2 separate regions of the Homo sapiens genome follow, and region 2 is linked to region 1. Evidence: chromatin loops called from intact Hi-C (ENCODE). Cell type or tissue: HepG2. All regions are shown on one strand. Links, peaks and the distances in the headings refer to the core of each region. The heading gives the core; the rest is flanking DNA. Region 1 has its middle 960 kb from the start of LINC01966. Region 2 has its middle 900 kb from the start of LINC01966.

Region 1 (2,821 bases), core at 37-2,536:
TAACTACAACCAAAGTCTACTCGGAAGCAGCAGGTATTTATATTTCACATATTTGATACATTTTTTTACTTTATGTAACAAATGATACAAATGAAAGCAATAGTCATGAAATCTAAATATTCTGAACTGTAATTTTAAACATGTTCCACATGTAATATAAACTCCCAATTATGAAATATTGTGTTTAGTATGTCCAAACATTCAAGATGTGGGATGAAGACTTTAATCTTGTTTCTTCTATTCAAATTCTGTTTCTGCCACTGAGAAGTAATCATTAGAAGAGAGCATGCTTGTGTTATTATACAATTTCATTTCTTAATAAACACACATTTATTTCTCTATATGTAAAAGCATATTATGTCAACCGTATACTTCTCTTAATTCTGCTGGTAGAATATACTTCAAAATTCTCATAAGTTTACTGGTTTTGAGAACAACACTAATTCTTGTATGCTGTGTAAGCCATTGCTATTTCAAGCTTTTTCCATTGGTGTCTCTATTTTTTGACAAGTGTGCAATTTTATTATTGTAAAATGTGTAAAATTATTTCATGAAATCTTGTATAACTGCAAGTTGTTCAGAATAGGAGATAATAAGCTTTTCTTCATCATAATGGAAAGGTTCTGAGATCATGGAGATAACTATCAATATTCATATTTATCATGGAATTGTTTACCTTTGAGAGGCTACCCATATTTTTTTCATAAGGATATAACTGCTAAAAATATAATAGAAAAGGACAGTGATTTGCTACTGGTGAGTACTTCTGAAAGGTAATATGAAGTCCAGATGGTCATGCACCTGTGGACATAAAACAACTAAGCAAACAAGCTCCCGAGTAGTCAATATAGTCATTTTACTTAAGTAAATAAACAAGTCCTATAAAGTCTATCTCAAAATGTAACATTTGCCTTTACTTGTGTATTTTCAGCCTAGATACAGGGGTTAAATTGTTAATGCTTTACTTTCACTTCCTTAAATTTTTTTTTTTAATCAAACTTTGCTTTTTCTCTCCCTGGGGAACAACAAATGGACAGCTTTCCTCTCTTGTACTCCTCCTTCCATTACCATCACAGCAGAATGCATCTGAGACTGTAATAATTCAGTGATGAAATACAAAATGTCGCAATGCCATCTCTCTTAAAGTGAACTGAGATTTTGTTATGCCATTTTAGGTGCACTAATAGCAACTCAAGTCCCATGGAGTATCCTAATGTGAATTTAATGAGCTGATAGCATATAAATGACAGTACTGTGAGGGTGAAGGTGACATAACCTTTTTCTTCCTATTTGATGTTTGTCTTTGAAAAACTACAGATCTGTTCAAAATGCACTGCATTATTACTAAGTGGCACATCACTCACCAAAGAAGCTACTATTGTTTTAGCATTTAAGAACATTTTTTTTCTCTTACTGGAACAAGCACCAAGAGCAATTTTTTAATCATTAGGATAATAAAAACATGAATAGTCTTTTCTCTGAACAAACACAAATTATGTAGCGTTCTGGTGTCTATTTCGCCATGGGCTGATGGTCTCCAGTGACAAATATTTACTCATATGCCCCATATCTTTGAACATCACAGTCAGCAATGTAGCACTACTAAATTGGACTTTAAAATAGCAAAACTATCCTTCCTTATATGAGGTATTATTTGAGGATGTTATCAACATAGTACTTAGGGAAACTTTGCCAATTACAATTGATTCCTCCGTTTAGTTCAGTCTTTCAGAATGGTGCATTGTTTGTGAAAATCCAGGTAACCAAGTTAAATTGAAAGTACCATGATTTATCCCAGGAACATACTGCAAATGGAACAAGGGGAAAGAGTTAGCAAATTTTTAAACATAGAAGAAAAGAAAAATAACTGAATATCTCTGATGGTGATCAGTAAGCATGAATATAGAAATACTTTGTAAAAGTTCAGTGGAATTTATATTCTAGAAGTACTTCATATATATCAGAGCATGCTGGAGGGTTTTGAGATAGAATGTGGGTCAAAGATTGACAAAACATGGGTACTAATGAAAGGCCTGTATACCCATGTGCCTCTAGACTGAGCATCTTTGATATTCCTCTCATTTAAAAAGAAAACATAAACCTCAAATTTTTTTACAACTCTTTGAAATTTTTAAGTGCATCTCCTTAATTTACCAATGAAGAAAATGGGATCAAAGGGATTTCATTATTTTCTGAAGTCTCAAGACTATTTTAAACAACAGAGCCAAGCAAGATTAGAACACTCATCCTTTGCTTCTCTGTTCATTTTTCATGGCTCCTTCAAGACATGATAAATACATGAAATATACGTGACTTTTAGTATTTGTCATTCATGCAGGTCTAAATAACTAACATGGAATCTGATATGAATTGAAGTTGACATGATAACTATGAGGTTAAACATCTTTTAGCAAAATCTATCACAACTCAAGAAGTCTTATGCAATTAGCTCTCCAAACAAAAATATACCATGGATTGTGTTTTATGAATATAAAAATTAAGCAGCTTAAGAGTCCCGAAAGTTTGGATTTTGGCAAAGTTCAAAAATCTTTTGGTTGCCAGGTGACAAAGCAAAACATATCACATATGCCTAACAACCAACATGTACATATTTTGTCTTTCCAAGGTTTCTAGGGCTGGTCAGGCATAGTAATGCATTACTGCTGAAGGAGCTTCCAGCACGGACAAATGTTTATCTGCTTCAAAAAGCATTTTCTTAATCCTTAACAAAAACAGCCCAATATTTCTCATCGTTTAATGATTGAGTAAAGGTTGATGCTACCCAATAGAGATTGCGTTCCACTTTATATTTGTACTGTCT
Region 2 (2,821 bases), core at 127-2,626, 68 kb before region 1:
GTGCTTGTTAAAGATTTGTAGTCTGGGAGAGTCACACCTTTAGCAACCTCATGGATTTTACTAAGCAGTCTTGGTAAAAGCACTACATTCCTTGTTATGATATATTTCCGAAAATTAGAAAAGTCTTTCTGAGTCAGCAAAGAATTAGTATTACCCTCTGAGATAATGGAAACCATCCAAATGTTGAGGGAAAAAAATCAAAGAATTTCTGTTCTAATATAATGGCTCCTGTTTGCTTAGTATCTCTTAGAAACTTCTTTTGGAAAAAAACAAACAAACAAAAAAACAAGTCCCATTTACTGGGTACCCTATTAGAATTTCTACGTTTAGTAAACAATGCTAGTCTAATAGGGGAAGTATTGTTACTTCAACCTCTTGTCCCAGAGATTTCTTCCATTGAGATAACAAACTTCGGGAAAATATTTCGCAGACCAACACTACAATAAACCAAGAAAACCAATAATAGATAAACTGCTAATTTGTAAGTTTAAGAGGGATTAGGGGATGAAGGTGGGAGATGAAAGAGACCAAGTCTAGGGAGGAGCAGAGTGAGCCATACATCTTGGCAGAAGGGTAGAGCCTGTGGTAAGATACTGCCAGTTGAGAGTCTCCAGTCATGGAGGAGTCCGGGTGATTTTAAGAACAGGAGTGTCTAATTATTCAGCCTTAACTGGTTTGCAATTCTCTCACATAAATTCCCCCTGCAGTCCTCATTCTTAAAGAAAAGCCTTCTAAGCCAGCATTTTGTGTCAATAGAATTTGGAAGAATAACTCAGTTTAGGTACTCCCTGAGGCAAAGCCCATGTGGAAAAATAACTTGTGTCCAGGTAGTTAATTTATTTTAGATAAATAAATTCTGATTCTAAGAAGCAGAGAAAATTTAAAAAGGAAGGAGGAAAACAGAGTAAGGGTGAATCATTGAGATCTCTACTGTATACACTAGGGCCTTCATTCCTTCCTAGTCTCACAGAAATGTGCAGGATGGTAAGGAAAGACAGGAGCGTGGAGCACTCTGCCTACAGGTTCCTGTTTCCCTTTGGTTGAGGGTCATCTTAGAGGTGTTAGCTCTTCTTTATTTATAGATGACACTTGTGTCCAGGTCAATGAGCCCCCACATTGCCACAAAAGACTTTGTGACAGAATGCAGAAAGACAGAATGCCGGCGCCTAAAATGGGATGATCTTAGGTTTGGGGTGAAGCTGAATGGTCTACCACTCAGTGGCTAAAATCTGATGTGGACTCAGGGCACGTGATGTGAACCACAGAGGTAAGCTAGAAAAAGTAGTCATTATCGTGTGATACAATATGGAATAAAAGTCTAGGGATCAGGTGATGAAATGAATTAGTTCAGAAAAGTCCAAAGCTCAAAGCCAGATGTGTCTAGAGGAAATGAGAACATCACCACAATACCCTAAGATCTATGGAGAGTTTCAGTGAAACACTGGGTCTTCCCTCCATGTCCAGCATGATGAGTCATTGTAAACAGTATTTCCTAGGTGACATTCAAGTAAATATTCAGAGGAAGGCTCTTGTCAGATAACTCACACTTGAAAAAAGTAGTCTTTTCTGCTTGAAACAGTAGAAAATGTGATTTGGAATAATGATGTTACTAAATTTATTACATCTCACTGATAAATCTGAGTTCTAAGACCTTTTTTTGACTCTCCTCTTATAGGATTGCCACTGCATACCTCTTTAAGGCACAATATAGGCAGTTCACACCTGACAGTGATTGTTTTTATTAAATAATAATAAATAGCTGTTGTGTATTTTACCAAGTGTTGTCACTCTTCTAAGTGTCTTGCATGAGTTAACTTCTCCCAGCAATCCTGAGGTTGGTACTATTGTAACCACCTCATGGATACTTCCTGCCACTGCCCAAATAAAGACAATGGCACTGTAGTAAAGAGTTCAATTGACAAGAGGCCACACAGGAGACGGAGTTATTACTCAAATCAATCTCATCGACGGCTTATAGGTTAGGGGTTTTTCAAAGATGGTTTGGGGAAAGGAGTGGGGGTGACTATGAAATGGGTGCTTTCTGCTTGTTGGTTGGGTTAGAGATGAAATCATAGGGGGTTAAAGCTGTCTTCTTGAGCTGAGTCAGCTACTGGTGCTATTGGTGTTAGACATGCAAAACCCAGAAGAGATACCTCAAAAGTCCAATCTACAATAGTGGTTATCTGTAGGAGTGATTGGAGAAGTTTCATATTTTATGACCATTCCACACCTTAAAAGAATTCATGCTCTTCTCCTCCCCCTAGCTTGGTAGTCTCTCATTAGATTTATAAAAGCTGTTGAGTTTAGGAGAATGACTATTGTCATTTAAACTATAACCTAAATATTTTCCAAAGTTAGCTCTTCCTAAGCCCAGAAATAATTAAGGCAGCTTGAAAGCTAAAGGCAAGAATTGTGGTTGGTTAGACTGGCTCTCCCCCACTGCCAAAAGTATCTCACTGATATAATTTTTGCGAAGGGAGTTTCACTATTATTATTCCCACTTTTTTTTTTTAGATACTCAAATTAAGGCAGATGAGGTTAAGAGTCTTCCCCAAATTCTCCAGCTAGTAAGTGGCAAAGCTGGGATCAGACCTAAATTTTGGGGTGCAGTCAAACCTCTAAAACAAAGCACATTATGACACTTGGGAAATCTCAGACACAAAGTTCTTAGAAATCAAGATCCAGAATACTGTCTACAATATTAGCTTATTATAGTGTTACCATGCTTTTAAAAGAAATACCTTCATCATAATTTTTGTTTCCTAGTCATAATATTGACCTTTAAAATGATCTACTATGTTCCATCAGATATATATGCAAA

The links. Hi-C counts contacts between places; a loop is a spot of excess contacts. Peaks named below come from ENCODE experiments on the same cell type or tissue, not always from the same donor. Only the 100,000 strongest peaks of a DNase experiment are listed, where the experiment ranks them.
Region 2: a loop joins it to region 1, with 2.1 times the contacts of the local background. A loop is called at or near these places in 1 of 110 quality-filtered maps.

Annotation. Positions count from the first base shown.
Region 1 is chr2:145,844,567-145,847,387 of GRCh38, forward strand. No RefSeq gene overlaps it. Among named protein-coding and RNA genes, the nearest start is that of LINC01966, 960 kb to the left of the region's middle. In HepG2, for the core only: no CTCF peak of the experiment used is centred there; DNase peaks (open chromatin) are centred at 1,175 and 1,565.
Region 2 is chr2:145,776,121-145,778,941 of GRCh38, forward strand. No RefSeq gene overlaps it. Among named protein-coding and RNA genes, the nearest start is that of LINC01966, 900 kb to the left of the region's middle. In HepG2, for the core only: no CTCF peak of the experiment used is centred there; a DNase peak (open chromatin) is centred at 1,441.